Linked DNA regions of Homo sapiens: region 1 is linked to region 2. Evidence: chromatin loops called from intact Hi-C (ENCODE). Cell type or tissue: ovary. All regions are shown on one strand. Links, peaks and the distances in the headings refer to the core of each region. The heading gives the core; the rest is flanking DNA.

What was found. A loop is a pair of places that touch in the nucleus more often than their neighbours do. Peaks named below come from ENCODE experiments on the same cell type or tissue, not always from the same donor. Only the 100,000 strongest peaks of a DNase experiment are listed, where the experiment ranks them.
Region 1: a loop joins it to region 2, with 7 times the contacts of the local background. A loop is called at or near these places in 1 of 110 quality-filtered maps.

The regions. Positions count from the first base shown.
Region 1 is chr1:22,106,939-22,115,196 of GRCh38, forward strand. No RefSeq gene overlaps it. Among named protein-coding and RNA genes, the nearest start is that of WNT4, 32 kb to the right of the region's middle. In ovary, for the core only: no CTCF peak of the experiment used is centred there; a DNase peak (open chromatin) is centred at 1,563; H3K27ac peaks cover 1,822 bases.
Region 2 is chr1:22,184,228-22,192,485 of GRCh38, forward strand. No RefSeq gene overlaps it. Among named protein-coding and RNA genes, the nearest start is that of WNT4, 45 kb to the left of the region's middle. In ovary, for the core only: no CTCF peak of the experiment used is centred there; no DNase peak of the experiment used is centred there.

The DNA of each region.
Region 1 (8,258 bases), core at 1,306-6,305, 78 kb before region 2:
TAGCATGGTGTTGAGCACATAGTTCAGTTCTATGAACAGAAGGAAGGGAGAAGAGGAGTCAGGAATGCAAAAGAAGGCAACAGGGAAAAAGCTTGCATGGGTCGTAATACATTGTATTTATAAAGCTGCTGAGAAAATGCTTTCATGTTCATCTTCATAAAAGCCTGTGAGGCAAATAGAACAGGTGTTTATTTTACAAATGAGAAAACTGGCTTAGAGTTGAGCTTCTACAAGATTTTACAGATTGAACTGGAGTCTTTTGGTTCTGAATCCAGTGTTCCCGCTACTCAAACACCTTACTTTTGTGGGTGGTGCCTCTTCTCCCTTTTCTGTGGTTAGGAAAGCTAGAACTGGCCTTCTACTCATTCATAAAGTGGGTAAGAGTCATCCTTGGAGTATGTAGGGATTTCATCCTTAGCACCTCTCAGGTCCCTGTTTTCCTTCCATGAAGCCACGTACCGTTGAGACAGGCTGTTGCTCAGATTGAGGTAGAAGTGATTTACGGAAACTGGCCTGGCAGTGGCTGCTTTGGGTTCCAGATTAAGGAATCTGGGTTTTGCCTCCATCATACGAATTTTTCCCTTCATGTGTTAAAGGGAGTCCTCCTACCCTTTTTGGGGTTGAGAAACTAGAAGTTAAGGAAGAAGGAACTTTCTTTTTCTTTTTTTTTTTTTTTTTTGAGACGGAGTCTTGCACTGTCGCCTGGGCTGGAGTGCAGTGGCACGATCTCAGCTCACTGCAGCCTCTGCCTCCCGGGTTCACGCGATTCTCCTGCCTCAGCCTCCTGAGTAGCTGGGATTACAGGTGCATACCACCACATCCGGGTGATTTTTGTATTTTTAGTAGAGACGGGGTTTGACTATGTTGGCCAGACTGGTCTCGAACTCCTGACCTTGTGATCCGCCCACGTTGGCCTCCCAAAGTGCTGGGATTACAGGCGTGAGCCACCATGCCTGGCCAAGAAGGAGCATTTTTTTCAAAAGCAGTTTTCAGGTTACCAGAGAAGTTACAGGTTTTGGGATAAAACAAACCTAGGTTTCAAACCCCTTCGTGCCATCTAATAGCTGTGGCTTTGGACAAATCCATTAACCTCTAAGCTTTAGTTTCATTATCCCTAAAATTAAATCATTGCTATGTTGTAGGGTTGGTGAGAATTAGAGATGTGTGCATGAGATCAGCATGTAGTGAGTGTCTTTACGTTCTAGCTTTTCATGTCTCTACTGTGTGCTTCCAAGTTACCTTCTGCTTTGGGGTGCTGAGAGCAGGAATCCCGGCCGAGGCCTGGTTTTTGGGAAGTTCACCCCAGGGGCTATAGAATCTGGTGCATTTGTATTTTCCCAGGAGAAGGGGGAGGATGTCTTTAAACTTTTTGCTGGCTGCTGGGCCCTGGGACAAAGGGGAGACAAGCCCCAGGGCTGAGACAATCATGTCTTTATTATCTCAGATGTCTCAGGCCTGTCCCCCGCCTGGAGATATATGGCTGGGAAGGCTAACTCCATGGCCTCGGCGCGATTCCAGGTCCTAGGAATGTCTGGCTGTTTTATAGCAAACAGAATCACGCACAACAGCCCAGCATCCAGGCATCTCCACCCCAGCAAGCTCATTCTCCCCGCCAGCTTGTAAAACAGTGGGACCTACAGCAGTGTGACACAGGCCCCATGGCTCTTGGGGTCTCAACACCTTGGCATAGGGCAGCAGTCATGGGCAATGTTGAACCCATCTAAGGCTTTGGGCACAGGGCCAGCAGTGCAGGCCTGGCTGTATCCAGGGACCACCTTTCAGACCAGGCCCTGCCTGGCTCAGTTCTCACTTGCAAGCCATGGGCTGCCCTAATTCTAGCCTGTTTCTCTTCCTTTTGACCCGTTTGGGGAGCAGCTGCAGGGAACCACTGAGAAGGCTTGTTTACAGATGCACTTGGCACAGGATGGGGAGACCAGCAGCGATGAGTCCTGAGTTCCAACTTCCAGCTGCTCCCAGGTGCTGAGAAGCCTTCTACTTTGGGCCCCAAAAAAACAAGTCCACACTGTTGTCTTTGGCCGGGGCTTCAGGAACTTGGAGATGAGGAGACTAGAAGACAGTGGGTGAGATAGCTGTCCAGGCCGTCATCTATAACAAAGCCGTGTGGGCTGGCCCTCCAGGGAGGCCTTGCACAGGGACCATGGGTTGTGGACCCAGGCTGAGGCTCTTCTCTGGGGCCCTGAAAGGGGCACTAAGGGGCCTTGAAGTCCAGGGATAGTAATGGGTAGAGATAGTTTAATTGTTCCCTTGACTTCTTTATTCTGGAGAAGGAAGAGTCCAGAGTAACAGTCATAGACCTGTAGCATTTTGGAAAAGGGCTGGAGCCCACTCTTGTGTGGCCGTTCATCAGTGAGTCGGTCTATCTTGCACCTCTCTGATGGTCAGTAGATGGTTATGTTTTCTCCCCTAACATGGATGTCTCAGTTCATTTGATCTTCAGTGCATCCTTCCCACCCTCGATATGAAATAGAAGTTCCAGATCCCACCCAGAGAGTGCTCACAGTTTAGTGGGGGGGTATGCATGTGTAAGCAGTAGTATGTATGACACCATGTGGCTTGTACCTTGGGAAGCACAGGTCTGTCAAAGGAGCATCAGTCCCTTTTTTCTTTAAAGTGTGTCCTCTGCCCAACTGAAGTCTTGGGGAGCCTACTCTTAAACATCTACTGGCTCAGCATTCTCAGGATTGGAAGTGGGGGCAGGAACATTCTCTGATGTTAAAAGCCGTAATAGCTAATGACTGAGCCCTGGCTGTGTGACCAGCCATGTGCTAAGGGTTTTACATGCTGTATCTTCATGATAGCTCTGTGAGACGGCTACTCTTTTCATTCCCAGTTTATAACTGAGGAAACAAGTTAATGACTTGCCCAAGGTTCACAGCCAGTCCATGGTAGAGCTGGGGTTATTTGACTCCACAACTTAAAAAAAAATTATTTTTGAGAATGTTCTGAGCTGTTTTTTCTTGTAACTGAGATCCAGCTGGTGCTATTGGTGGGCTGTTGTGGCTAACTGCCTTACAGAAAATGTAAAAATGTCTAGAATAGAGTTGACATTAAGTCCCTTACATGTCAATAACTAAATTATTAGTTTACTTAAGCTGAAATTAGTCAACTGGCAGTTAAAAGAAAAGTGGTGTTCAGTATTTATTTCTATAGAAAAGTGGTAAGGTGTGGCTGGGCATGATGGCTAACACCTGTTAGGCCATCCTGGCAACATGGTGAAACACTGTCTCTACAGTAAAATTAAAAAAAAAAAATTATAAAGACAGATTCTCACTCTGTCACCCAGGCTGAAGTGTAGTGGTGCAATCATAGCTCACTGTAGCCTTGAACTTTTTTTTTTTTTTTTTTTGAGACGGAGTCTCGCCCTGTTGCCTAGGCTGGAGTGCATTGTTGTGGTCTCAGCTCACTGCAACCTCTGTTTCTCCAGTTCAAGCGATTCTCCTGCCTCAGCCTCCTGAGTAGCTGGGATTATAGGCCTGTGCCACCATGCCTGGCTAATTTTTTTGTATTTTTAGTAGAGACGGGGTTTCACCATGTTGGCCAGGTTGGTCTCAAACTCCAGAGCTCGTGATCCTCCTGCCTCGGCCTCCCAAAGTGCTGGGACTACAGGCATGAGCCACCGTGCCTTGAACTTGAACAAGCCAGCCAGCCTTGAACTTTTGACTCCAGAACTTGTACTACCAGCTCCCCTTGGGGGCAGTAATAGAATAGCTGGTAGACAAATGATGTGTAGAATTTGAAATGCTTATTTTATCAGATGAGAATAATAGAAAAAAAACAACAAAAAGGAAATGCTTATTTTAAAATCACTATTGTGTTGATTTGTTTTTAGTCACAAGATTTATTTTGAAATGACAGATTAGGCCGGGCGTGGTGGCTCACGCCTGTAGTCCCAGCACTTTGGGAGGCCGAGGTGGGCGGATCACAAAGTCAGGAGATCAAGACCATCCTGGCTAGCATGGTGAAACCCTGTCTCTACTAAAAACACACAAAAAAATTAGCCGGGTGTGGTGGCAGGTGCCTGTAGTCCCAGCTACTCGGGAGGCTGAGGCAGGAGAATGGCGTGAACCTGGGAGGCGGAGCTTGCAGTGAGCCGAGATCGGGCCACTGCACTCCAGCCTGGGTAACAGAGTGAGACTCCGTCTCAAAAAAAAAAAACAAAAAGAAATGACAGATTTAACAAGGCAGGGGTTTGTCTCTCAAAGGCAGGGGACATAGGTTAAAGGTTGAGAATCTCTTGCTTGCCAGCAAGTGGCTGCTTCACTGGGTGAGCTGTACAGAGCTGTGACCCTTGAGGGCACAGTGGAGGGGAGTAACCTGCCTTTCCCCTTGCCATACTGGGGGTCCCCCTATTAAACCGAAGCCTGCTGTGGTTGGAAATGGGTACCTGAGCAGCTTGGGGAGCAGGAATCACACCCATATTGAGTGTATCCTAGATTCTGAGATGAGAGGGTCAGGATGTGTAAAGTAAGCATCTGGCTGTGCTTACTTGCCCAGGTGGGAAGGGTGAGTGTGTGTGTCCCAGGTCAGAAGTGAAGGGAATGGGGGAGCAACTATTCATTGGATGCCGACCTGCATTATGGTTCAGTTCTCACAGGAGTCCTTTGAGATGGGACAGATGGGGAAGCTGTGCAACTTCAGCTCTCAGGCTTTTCCCACCACACTATTGCCTGTTGTTTTGGAGAGCAAGTCTCAAGTCCCCTCTCCTCACACCCTTCTGATTTGAGGGATTGAGCCGCTCCTCTCAGCCTCCCTCTTTCCCAGTTGAAGCTGTCTGAATTCATAGCAGCAGCCCTGGATCCTCTTGGTCACTTCTCTGGATCCACTCCAGCTCTATGATGAATCAGAGGGGCAGCAGCTCGCCCTGTCCTGGCTGCGATAACCATCAGCCATTCTTGAAGCTTCCCAGGTGGCTCTAGCTGCTGTCCAAGAAGGGGATGGGGGAGGAGGCCCAGGTTGCAGGAGGTGCTGGAAGGAAGGAGGAGGAGAGATGGGAGAAGAGAGATCCAGCAAGCAAATTCTAGTGTCACCTAAACCTGATGAGACCAGGAGCTTGGAATGCCATTCTCCACATGCCCAGTATATACTTCCCTCACTCTTAAGGAAAGAGCCAGTGTTCTGGCCAGTGACTACCGTCAGCATCCCTGATAGCCCTTCCCAGTCCATATAGCACTTCTCCATACAGTGTTTCACTTGGGCCTCCAGCAACCGTAATGGTGGAAGTGTGAGGTCAGGAAGCCTGTGTAGAGTGGAGGCTTTAGAATTAGAACTGGGTCCAGTCCTGGCCCTGCGGTATCTTCATCTCTACTTTACAGATGAGGTTGAGAGGTTTATGAACTTGCTTCAGATTCCTCAGGCTGCCAGCAATGAGGAATGAGACCCCAGGTCTTCTGATGCCTAGAAAGAGGCTTCATGAGGAAAGAAGGGAGAAGCAAGCATCTATAGAGCTCTGGTTAGGTGCTGGTTAAAGTCCTGCTTAGGAATCTGCTTGTTTCTGTGTACTTACGATCTGTTTGTTTTCTTTCAATTTCCTAGTAAAAGATGTTTTTGAAAAATACCTCCCTGTTTGGCTGAACTGAAGGGAAAAGGACTCGTCAACTCATCTATACCTTGGTTCAGGCGAGATGCTCTAGAGCCAGGTGTGGGAGCAGCCCAAAAGGGGTTTGGACTGGATTGTCAGCCCCTTCCTGCTGCAGGCAGGCACCTGACAGCCAATCTGACAGGCCTGGAGCTGGGCCTGAAGTTCTTCTGCCACGCCAGCCAGGGAAAGGGGTGGGGGGAGGGCTGCTGTTTCCAGCTATGGCTTTGTCAGCTCTAGCAATGTGACTCCAGGCTTCCTCATCCCCTGCCTTAAAGAGAAAACTGTAGAGCGATGTGTAATTCTCCAGCAGAGTGACAGAGTTCAGCTTAGCCCAGCCAGAGACAGATTTCATGCTCCTGTATGGGGAGGAGGGGTAGGCTCAAGGCTCTGAAGCCCTCTGGCCAGGAAGCACCAAGGGTAGGTCTACGCCAGTAGTGGAGTGAGGGAAGTGGAGGGTCTGTGGGACTGAGGAGGGGCTCTGATAACATATTCCATCCTGACCAGCAGGCTGAAGCCTTAGGTTCCGGCCTTGGGCAAGTCTCTTCCCTTCTGTAGGTCTCAGTCTCACCCGTAAAATAGCGATGAAGCCTACACCTGCCTCTTGGTTGGTTTATCTGACAGGAAATGTTTGTGTTCACTTGCTTGCCTATGAACGTGACATGGGATAATGCTAGTAAATGGTGCTTTAGTGCAGGCCTGACCCACGGTCAGTGAGTTGCTCAGTAAATGGTGTGGTGTTGAGTATTGATAATTAGTAGTGTCCTGCATCACTCTCTCAGGGAGGCCATGTCTGTTGCTTTCTCAAGTAGAAGCTTCAAGGAGGCAACTGTTCCTGATGTCGCTACAAAGTCCATTGTTGACCCTTATATCTGGCAGGAGGCCTGTGAGGACTTAAGAAAAAAAGGGAGTCCTTGGGTAGGTGAGGAACCAAATTGAGGATGGAGGCTTTGGCTCAAAAGGGGGATCAGAGCTGATGAAGGTGGAGTTGGTCTGGAATCAAGAAGGGGGGCTAGGCTGGGTGCGGTGGCTCACGCCTGTAATCCCAGCACTTTGGAAGGCTGAGGCGGGTGGATTACTTGAGGTCAGGAGTTCGAGACCGGCCTGACCAACATGGTGAAACCCTGTCTCTACTAAAATACAAAAATTAGCTGGGTGTGGTGGCAGGCGCCGGGAATCCCAGCCGCTTGGGAGGCTGAGGCAGGAGAATTGCCTGAACCCACGAGGCAGAGATTGCGGTGAGCCATTATTGTGCCACTGTACTCTAGCCTGGGTGACAGAGGGAGACTTTGCCTCAAAAATTAAAAGAAGCGGGGCTACATGAGAAGCGCCATGCCTGGGGTCTGGGTTCTCCCAGTGGCTGCCGAATTGAGCTAATTAAGCCCAGAGGAGCCACTGCCTGGTCCAGGACCAGTCTGACAAAACCTGTCCTGGGTCCTTTCCACTGGCTTTTGCACCATCTTTCACAGTGATCAGTTTCTGGGCCTCAGTTCCTTCTCCTGGGTCCCCCTTTCCCTTCTTTGTTTTGAGGGTTCTACCTTAGCCTTCCCAAGTCTTGGGGTGCTGGTGGGGCTAGAGACTGGCACTGCTCCAAGGTCATACACACAATCTGTTCTCTGGCTTGACTGAGCTCCTTGAGGGCAGGGGCCAGGTCTGAGTTGCCTCTGGCCTTTCCCTGTCCAGCATTGAGCCTGTAATCCTTGGGCCCTGACCAGAGGGCCCAGCCCTTGCTGGTCTCAGTTGTTGGACTGGCCAAGGTGGCACAAGCTTGCATGGGGCCTTCTTCCTCACAGGTGGCACGAGGAGGTGGGGTGTGTGCTGAATTGGAATACATGGCTCCTTGTGTCCAACTTCCTCTTCCCGACTGGCCCAAGGCTTGGGAACAGTGGCTGCCTTTTTGGGGCAGCCAGGGCACCTGGCCAGAGTGTGCTCTGTCGGGCACTGTCAGCTCTTCAGCAGGCCCCGGTCCTCCTCTTAACCTAGAGAAGGCCCTGGGTTATTGGTGTTGTTCTTGGCGGACCACCGAGCCCCTCAGCAAACAGGGAGGTGAGTGTGCACCCGGTCTAGGCCTGTTTGTGTTGGCCTCGCCAGGCGGGGGATTAGCTCAGCTGGGCTGCTAATTGCCTCCGAAGTGCCGGCCGGGATGCTGACAAGGGCTGGGCCTCCAGTCCCCTCCTCCCGCAGCAGGCACTGTGCCAGGCTTGGGGGCCTGGCCCAGAAGGGCCCCTTCTCTCCCCTGTCAGCGCCTGCTTGGCCTAGACCCTTGAGATGTGGGCAGGGGGTCACCAGGACTGGCGGCTCAGGAAGGAATCGGGGGAGATGCTTATGAAGTCATCGACTGGGCCAGGCCAGGCTGTGTTCCACACACCCCTCCCCCACATGCCTTAAGACCGCCTCTCCAGCTCCCCTTCTGAATCAGACACTTTCTCCTGAAGCTCAGCACTTTTTTCCTCTTACTAGGAAGCTGCTGGGCTCCTTTGCCCAGACACCCTCACCTCAGTCGCTGCTCTGAGCTCCCACAGCATCTTCTCTCTTCTTGTCTCTTTCTCCCTGTCTTCCTCATGTCTGTCCTCCCTCTCTGCCTTTTCGTCACTCTGTGTCTAGCCTTTCTTAGTCTCCCGCAGTTGTCTAGTTCCTAGACTTCCCTTCTGTCCTGTTTTCC
Region 2 (8,258 bases), core at 1,981-6,980:
TCACTGCATTCCAGCCTGGGCTACAGAGCGAGACTCCATCTCAAAAATAAAGGGACCTTCTGAGGTTGAACTGAAATCACAAATACCTCTCTGTATGAATCTGTGATTTATCTATATATATGTGTACATATAAACACACAGATGGACAGGTGTCAGAATAGATACAGAAGCATGTCTATGTATATGTCTCTTTAGCAGCTTGTAGAGAAGAAGCTGGGACTTAGTGACATTAGACTGAGGTTTCCAGACTAAGTCCAGAAGCCCTTCTGTTTGACATTACCCAATAGATGGAAGCCAGGATATAAGATGCTAAATAATTGTAATTTAGGGACAAGGGGTGGAGAGTTTAATGGTAGGGAAGTGAGAAGTGGAGAAAGATTATCACATTATTACTAGTTGAGAGGACCAGAGAGGGAAGGTCAGTGGCCCACAGTCACACAGTGCAGGCTGGTGGCAAAACAAAAGCCAGAACTCAGCTTAAAAAAAAAAAAAAAAGAAAGAAAGAAAGAAGAAAGAAAGAAAATAGAAGAAGCCCCAACTCTCACTATTGATTGTATCTACTTTGTGCTAGGTCGCTGTGTGCTAAGGTGACTCTTCCCAGCCACCTGAAGGGATAAGTACCTTCATCATCATTTTCAGATGTGGAAGCGGAAGCTCAGCGAGGTTCCAGGGTGCACGCTTGGTTAGTGTGAGGCCACCATTTGCACCTAAGTCTGACGCCAAAGCTGGTGTTCTCAGCCAACCAGCCCGCCCCCACACTGGCCCAGACACTTGTGAGTTTGTGGAAAGTCACATATGGACCAGGACAGCAGCTACTTTGAGGCCCCAGAGAGCCAGTCAGGGCAGATGGCCAGGCTGGTCGCTGGGTGCCAGTTGTCAGGCCCTCAGCCGTGTGCAGCCAGGTGTGCAAAGCCTCCATCAACAGGCGGTGCGTTGCCTGGGGAGCTGGCTCACCACCCAGACCTTGGTTTCCCCAAATGTAGACGTTGATTGATCCCAAGGTGCTTCCCAACCCCACATTCCTGGCCTCTCTCCCCGAGGGGGCTCAGGGTTGAGGTTTGGTTGGGGGAGAGGCCCGGGCCCCTCCCTTTCCCCCAAGGTGTGAGCTACCCAGGGAACATGGGGCCGGCTGTCATGGCAACCCTGTGTTGCGAAATGACGTAATCGGAGTTCCAAACGTGTGAAATCAAATACAACATCCGCAAACACAGCCTGGGGGTCGGCATGGCAACCGCAGGGCACCGGGACAGGCAGGCACTCTCCGCCCTGAGCAGCCAGCCTGGCTCAGCCACCTGGGTGGGCAATGAGGGCACACCGTCCCCTCTCCATGCAGGCCCCACCTCCTCCCTCCACTGGGGCCCTCTCCTTTTCTCTCCTCTCCTCCTTCTTCCTCTTCTCCTTGCTTCTCCGGGAAGCAGTGTGCCAGGTGGTTAAGGAAGTCAGCTCTAGCACCCCAGACAGACCAGGTTTCACATCCTGCCACCTACCAGTGGTGAGGTTTTTGGCAATCCGCTTTACCTCTTGAACACTATTCACCTCACCTGAAAAATGGACGTAATAATAAAACTCACCATATAGTTTTGAAGGGGGGCTGATGACGTGAACATAGGCACCTAGTACTGGTGTGTATTAGATGGGAGCCATTATCCTGCCTTTTCTCATCTTTCTTCCCTGCTGTGGTTCCTTTCCTTGCCTACCACTCCCAGGGCACCTGCAGGCACCAGAAGTGACAGTGGCTTGCAGCCTGGATCCCCAGGTGATCGGTCAGGCCCTGTAGGGCTTTGCCATGTGATCTCATAGGTGGTCCTCTTCTCTATAAAATAGGGGCATGACCCACAGGCCACTGGCATCAGCAACACCTGAGTGCCGGGTAGAAAGTGCAGATTCCTGGACTCCTGCCCCCTTATACTTGATTCAGTGGGTCTAGGGTGGGGCCCAGGACACAAGTTCTCCGGGTGAACCTAACCAGACACTCCAGTGTGAGAATCCCTGAACCAGGTGTTTCCTGTGGCTCATATGGCTGACTCTGATGGGCCTCCAAGACCCAAATTCCTGGCTCTGACTGATTACCTTCCAGGCTCTTTTTATTTTGCGACGCTGTGGCCACCAGGCCAGGGCAGGCTTTCCCTGGTTTCTATGTCTGTCCCATTCGTTCTTTTTTTTGGAGACAAGGTCTTGTTCTGTCACCCAGGCTTGGAGTGCAGTGGGGTAATCATGGCTCACTGCAGCTTCAACTTCCCCAGCTCAAGTGATTCTCCCGCCTCAGCCTTCTGAGTAGCTGGGACTACAGACACGCTCCACCACACTTGGCTAATTTTTTTCTCTTTTTGAGATGGAGTCTTGCTCTGTTGCCCAGGCTGGAGTGCAGGGGTGCATCTTGGCTCACTGCACCCTCCCCCTCCCGGGTTCAAGTGATTCTCCTGTCCCAGCCACCTGAGTAGCTGGGACTACAGGCATGTGCCACCACGCCCAGTTACATTTTTTTGTATTTTTAGTAGAGATGGAGTTTCACCATGTTGGCCAGGCTGGTCTCCAACTCTTGACCTCAAGTGATCAACCTGCCCTTGGCTTCCCAAAGTTCTGGGATTACAGGCGTGAACCACCATGCCTGGCCTCACCTGGCTAATTTTTATTTATTTATTTTTTTGTAGAGTCGGGGTTCTCGTTATGTTGCCCAGGCTAGTCTCAAACTCCTGGGCTCAGGTGATCTTCCCATCTTGGCCTCCCAAAGTGCTGGGATCACAGGTGTGAGCCACTGTGCCTGGCTGTCTCATTCATTCAATCAACAAATGTTTCTCATGCCAGGCCCTGGGCCACATTCACCTTTCCCACACCAGTGAGGAACAGATGCTGCCCTGTGTGTTTGGGGTGGGGGGTGGCGGGGCTGAGAAGGTAGAGACAAGTCTGTGACTCAGTTTTTCATGTGTAAAATGGGGATAATGCTTTGATAATGAGTGTCCTGCTACTCTTGAGGTGGCATAGGGCTCTGGCGAGAGGATGACAAGGACACATTCTCTGGGGACCTGTGGCCTGCCAGGCACTGTGCTAGATGCTTTGTATAGGTAACGCTGGATGCTCCCAGTAACTTTTCAGGTGGGGGCTATTTCCCTTCATTTTACGCTTGGGAAAATGAGGCTCAGCAGGTGACTTGACTCACCTGAGATCACTCACCACATACCCAGTTTAGGGTTTAAATCCTTCCCTGGCTCACATTGCCCTTCTAGCCACTGTTCTTCCTCTGCCTCTCCTTTCCCTCTCCCCTCCCCTTCCTCCAGCCCCTTCTCTTCCACTCCATTCTCCTTCCTCTTCCTTGTCTATTTTTCATCAAAAGGTCTAGAGTTTTCCGCACTCACTCTTTCCATGTCTGCACTTGCCAGTCGCCCCTTAGTCCTGAGGTCCGTCTCCCCATCCCGCATCCTTCCACGGTGACCAGGACCTCTGTGAGCAGAACCCAGTGGTTCTGACCTCTTAGTAGCCTTGATGCTGGGGGTTGCCCCTCCTCCTCACAGTCCGCTTTTCTCCTAGGCTTTACTTTCCTCCACCTCTCCTGGGTTTTCCTTCTTTTTTTTTTTTTTGAGACGGAGTCTTGCTCCATCACCCAGGCTGGAGTGCAGTGGTGCGATCTCGGCTCACTGCAACTTCCGCCTCCCAGGTTCCAGTGATTCTTCTGCCTCAGCCTCCTGAGTAGCTGGGACTACAGGCATGCGCCACCATGCCCGACTAATTTTTGTATTTTTAGTAGAGACGGGGTTTCGCCGTGTTGGCCAGGATAGTCTTGAACTCCTGACCTCAAGTGATCTCCCCACCTCAGCCTCCTAAAGTGCTGGGATTACAGGCATGAGCCACCATGCCCGGCCTCTCCTGGGTTTTCTTAATCTTTCCATTTAAAGGATTTTTAAAAACCCGAACATTTGTTGAGCACCTGCCTTGTGTCCAGGCTGTGCTAAGGGGGGATATGCGGTGGCCAGACCTTCTGGATCCTTGTCTTCCTGTGTGTGGCCTCAGGAGCTGTGCCTGCTCTGCGCCTCCACTCTCTGCTCTGGCGCTCACTCTCCTCCTTCCCTTCCCTGCTGCCTATGCCTCTCCCCACATGCTCTTTCTTGACAGTCTTGTCTACCATGGCCTCAGCTACCAGCTACCGCCTGAGGACTCCCCAGCCTTCAGTCCAGAACATTCTGGACAGAACATTATTCTGTAATGACCTTCAGAGTCTATCAGGATCCCTCTGCCTGCCCCTAACCCTGGACTCCAGGCACCCCCTCCAGTTCTTCCTTCACAAATTGCCACAGTGCTTTCTCTAAGTCACACTGGTCCACTGCGACTGCTCAGTGCTACGAGGTGGAATCCTCATTCTTTCACCCACTCGACTCCTATTCATCCTGTAAGACTCAGTCCAGGTATCACCTCCTCCAGCAGGTCCTCCAGGATTGACCCAGTGACTCTGCTCCATGTGTCCCCAGCACAGGAGCTCCCCTCCAGCATGGTGGGATAGAGCCCAGGGCCTGGCACAGAGTGAGAATGGCCCCAGTGAATGTGGACTGGAGACCCAGTGGCTGTAAGAGCTCACAAACAGTCTAAATCTCTTGTTTTACCCACAGGGACAGGAGGTCTAAGGTCTCAAATGGATTTACCAGCAAAGCCAAGACTCTAGCCCAAGTGCCTGGATCCCATTTCAGAGTCTGTCCCATCAGAGCACACAGCCAGGAAGGTGAGACAGCAGGTATCGTGGAGAGAGGCCACTGATTGGTCAGTGTCAGGCATGCTGAGTTATCTGTGGCCCTGTCCTATTCTGAGCATATTTTCCTCTGCACAGATAAAGTCAGATCTTTGCACTTGTCCAGTGAGGTGTTCCTCACGGTAAATGGATGACAATTGACAAAGTGCCTACTGTGCGCCCACCTTGGCCTGGGGCTTTCGTGGGTGTTATCTTGCTTCCATTGTCTTGGGGAAGGAGCCAGGAGGGATGTGGAGGACAGAGGACTTCCTTAAAGGTGGGATCATGGCACAGCACCTTGGCTTCTTCCTTGAGTGCTGGGCGCTCGGCAGGTGCTTGCCAAGGTGTGCGTTGCACAGAGGATTTGCTGGCTGGGTCCCATGAGCTTGCAGAGCTGAGCTTGGCTGGAGAGTAATTGGAATACCAAAAATGCTCGACCTCGGACTGCAGCTTCCGTATCACCAGGGCCAGCTGGGCTGTGGTCCCAGCTTCCAACTCAGAGACCTGGGTTCTTCCACTGAGTCCCAACTGGTTGAGCACTTCTGGGATGAGTTCTGGTGCAGCGTGGTGCTCCAGTATCCAGCATGGGCCCTGACACTCAGGAGGCCCTCGTATATGGCTATTGAGAGATTGAGCTACCTGTGCCATCTTGGAGGTGGCCATGTCCCTCAGGCCTCAGTCTCCTGGTAACAAAAAGGGATCCTTTCTCGTTCCAGAGGACAGGACTTAAAACCCTTAGGGGTGAGCGCTCCTTGAGCACTTACTGTATGCCATGCCCTGTTCTAACACTTCACATGTGCAAACTCGTTTAAGCCTCATGACTATTCTTGGTACTATTCAGGCCCCATTTCACAGATGAGGAAATCGAGACTCAGAGAGGTTAGGTAGCTCTCCAAGGTCCTGCAGCTGGTGAGTGGCAGAGTCAGGATTTGAACCCAGACCATCTGGCTGCATGGTTCATGCTCCTAACCACTACATCTATGGACTTTTTCATTGGCTGTCATCCTGGTCCAGAGCTGTTGCAATTTAAGAGGGAGCCACTGTTGTTCTTATTATTACTAAAGGACAAACCCACAGGCATGGCTGGAGACAGAACCTTGTTTCTGGGACTTAATTTGAGGAAGGGTGCAAAAAGGGGGTGTGGGGAATATCCCAGTTTGACCAAGGATTTGCAAAGGACAATCCACGTAAGGCATGAATCTAATCCTGTCTTGTCCTTGAATTGGCACTGGGCTCAACTCCTTTTCTTCATTCCTCTGTGGGAGTGGTGGGAGCCAACTCACCTTCCAGGGTCACAGAGACCTGACCTCCCAAGGAGGCTGGTCCCTGCTCAGACCAGGCAGCCTAGGAGCCCCTCAGCTGCCCCATCAGGACTCATCGCACCTTCTTCCCCAGCCTTGGCAGCTGGCCCTGGGACATGAAGGGGACAGGAGCACCAGAATGGGGAAGGGTCAAGGCTGAGCCTTGCTCCCGTCAGTCTCCAACCTGCTTGTTTGAGCAGGAGACTTGGGCATCTGGGCAGATGGAGGACGGGCCCGTTCTCATTCAGCAGAGTCTCCTGTAGGGCTCTCCTGGTGTTTAGTAGGTGCTGAGTCCTGGGCGATAGCAGAGTCTAGTGGGCCGGGGCACAGGTTGGGGATGGGGGATGGGATCAGGGAGGCAGGAGGAGGCTGGGATATGTGGCCAAAGCTATGGACTTAGGAGTCAGGTTTTTATCCTAACCCTCCCCTAACCCCCATTTCCTTGGGAAAGTTACTTCCTGCCCAGAACTCCCATTTCTTTTTCTTTAAGATGGAGATCATAATACTGTCCCTGTGAAAATGAAACAGAAGCACAGATGTAGGACCAAGTGTAAGGTCTGGGCCATACAAAGCATGGAATAAAGGTGGCTGCTGTTATTACAACTCATACCAGGGGCTCTTGCCAAGTGAGCTAACATGGCGGGTCTGTATGCCCGTAAGTAGGCACGTGACTAGGCCTGGTCAATCAGAGGATTCCACTGATTCTGGATAGACATGTGACTCAAGCTTGGCCAATGAATTCAAGCCCTGGGACTTTTGTTGGAACCATTGGGAAGAGAGGCCCTCTTTCTGCTGGGGTTGATGAGAGGATAGGAGACCAGCCTAGAGCTGCTGGTAGTTGTTATGCCTCCATGAGGGAAGAGACTCCCTCTGAGGATTAGGCTGGTCGAGAGGTGGAGAGAGAGAGATTAAGACCTGATGTCATGCCTTGATTCTCTGCAGCCAGCCTTGCCTGAAATCAAAGCAGATTCATGCATATGAGTCAAAAAACTTTTCTTTTTAGAGCTTGTTTCTGTTACTTGTAATTAAAATAGTCTTGAGTAATGAAGGTTAATTCAAGGCTATGAGAAGTCTGGTAAACTTTGTTCTGAAATGCTTGGTTTTGGGGGAGACAAGTAGTCACACTCAGTAGATCAGCCAAAAAATATCCTTCCTAGAATGTGGTTTGGAAAGGGAGAAGGCTTCATGAGAGTCACACGCCAGAGGAGACAGTAATAACTGTGGACATAGCCACGTAAGTCATTCATTCATTTGACCATTCAAAGGGACTTAGAGAGCACCTACTGTGTGCCAGACAGTGGGTACAACAATGCTGTCTCCATAGAGCTTAGTGGGAAGATATGCATCTATGAAATAATGACAAGTGCCCTGAGTGACACTGAGGGAGAAGCTCTGGGTGGGTATAATGGGGTTGGGAAAGCCTTTTCTGATGGAATGATGTTTAAACTGAGGTCTGAAGGAGGAGAAGAGTTGTCTGGAGAAGGAGTCTGGGGGAGAGGGGCCAGAGAGTGTGCCAACCAGATGTGCTGAAGTGTTTGAGGGACTGGATGAAAGGAAATGCCTCTCTGGATCTGCAGTGGGGAGAGGAGCGGGTGGGAGGGAGTCCAAGTGGGGCAGAGACCATTAGGAGGCTTTAAAGAGAGGATGCTGGCTGGGAAGGAGAGCAGCAGGGCCACTGGAGGCGGAGTAGCGGGTGAAGCAGGAAGGGGGATGAAGTGAGGGCACTGATGAGGGTCCCAGGAGTGCTTGGGGTGGCTTTCAGCTGGAGAAAGTTGTCTAAGAACCTTGACATGGTCTGGAGGCTGCTGTTGGAATCTTCCAGCTGCCTAGGGAGAGAGTTCTGGCTTGGGGGTGGTGCAGGAGCATGGGGAGGAAGACCAGGAGAGAGAGTGAGTGTTCTTTCACACGGCCCCCGAACACCCAGCACCCAGATCAAAGATGTCATCTGTACCCAAGGAGCCCCCCGCATGTCCCATTCCATTCTCTAGCCATCTCTTGAAGGAAATCACTATCCTGACTCCTGTCAGCATGGATTAATGTTACCTTTTTTTTTTTTTTTTTGAGGCAGAGTCTCACTCTGTCGCCCACGCTGGAGTGCAGTGGTGTGATCCCAGCTCACTGAAGCCTCTGCCACCCGGGTTGAAGTGATTCTTGTGCCTCAGCCTCCAGAGTAGCTGGGACTACAGGCACATGCCACCACTCCTGGCTAATTTTTGTATTTTTAGTAGAGACAGGATTTCCCC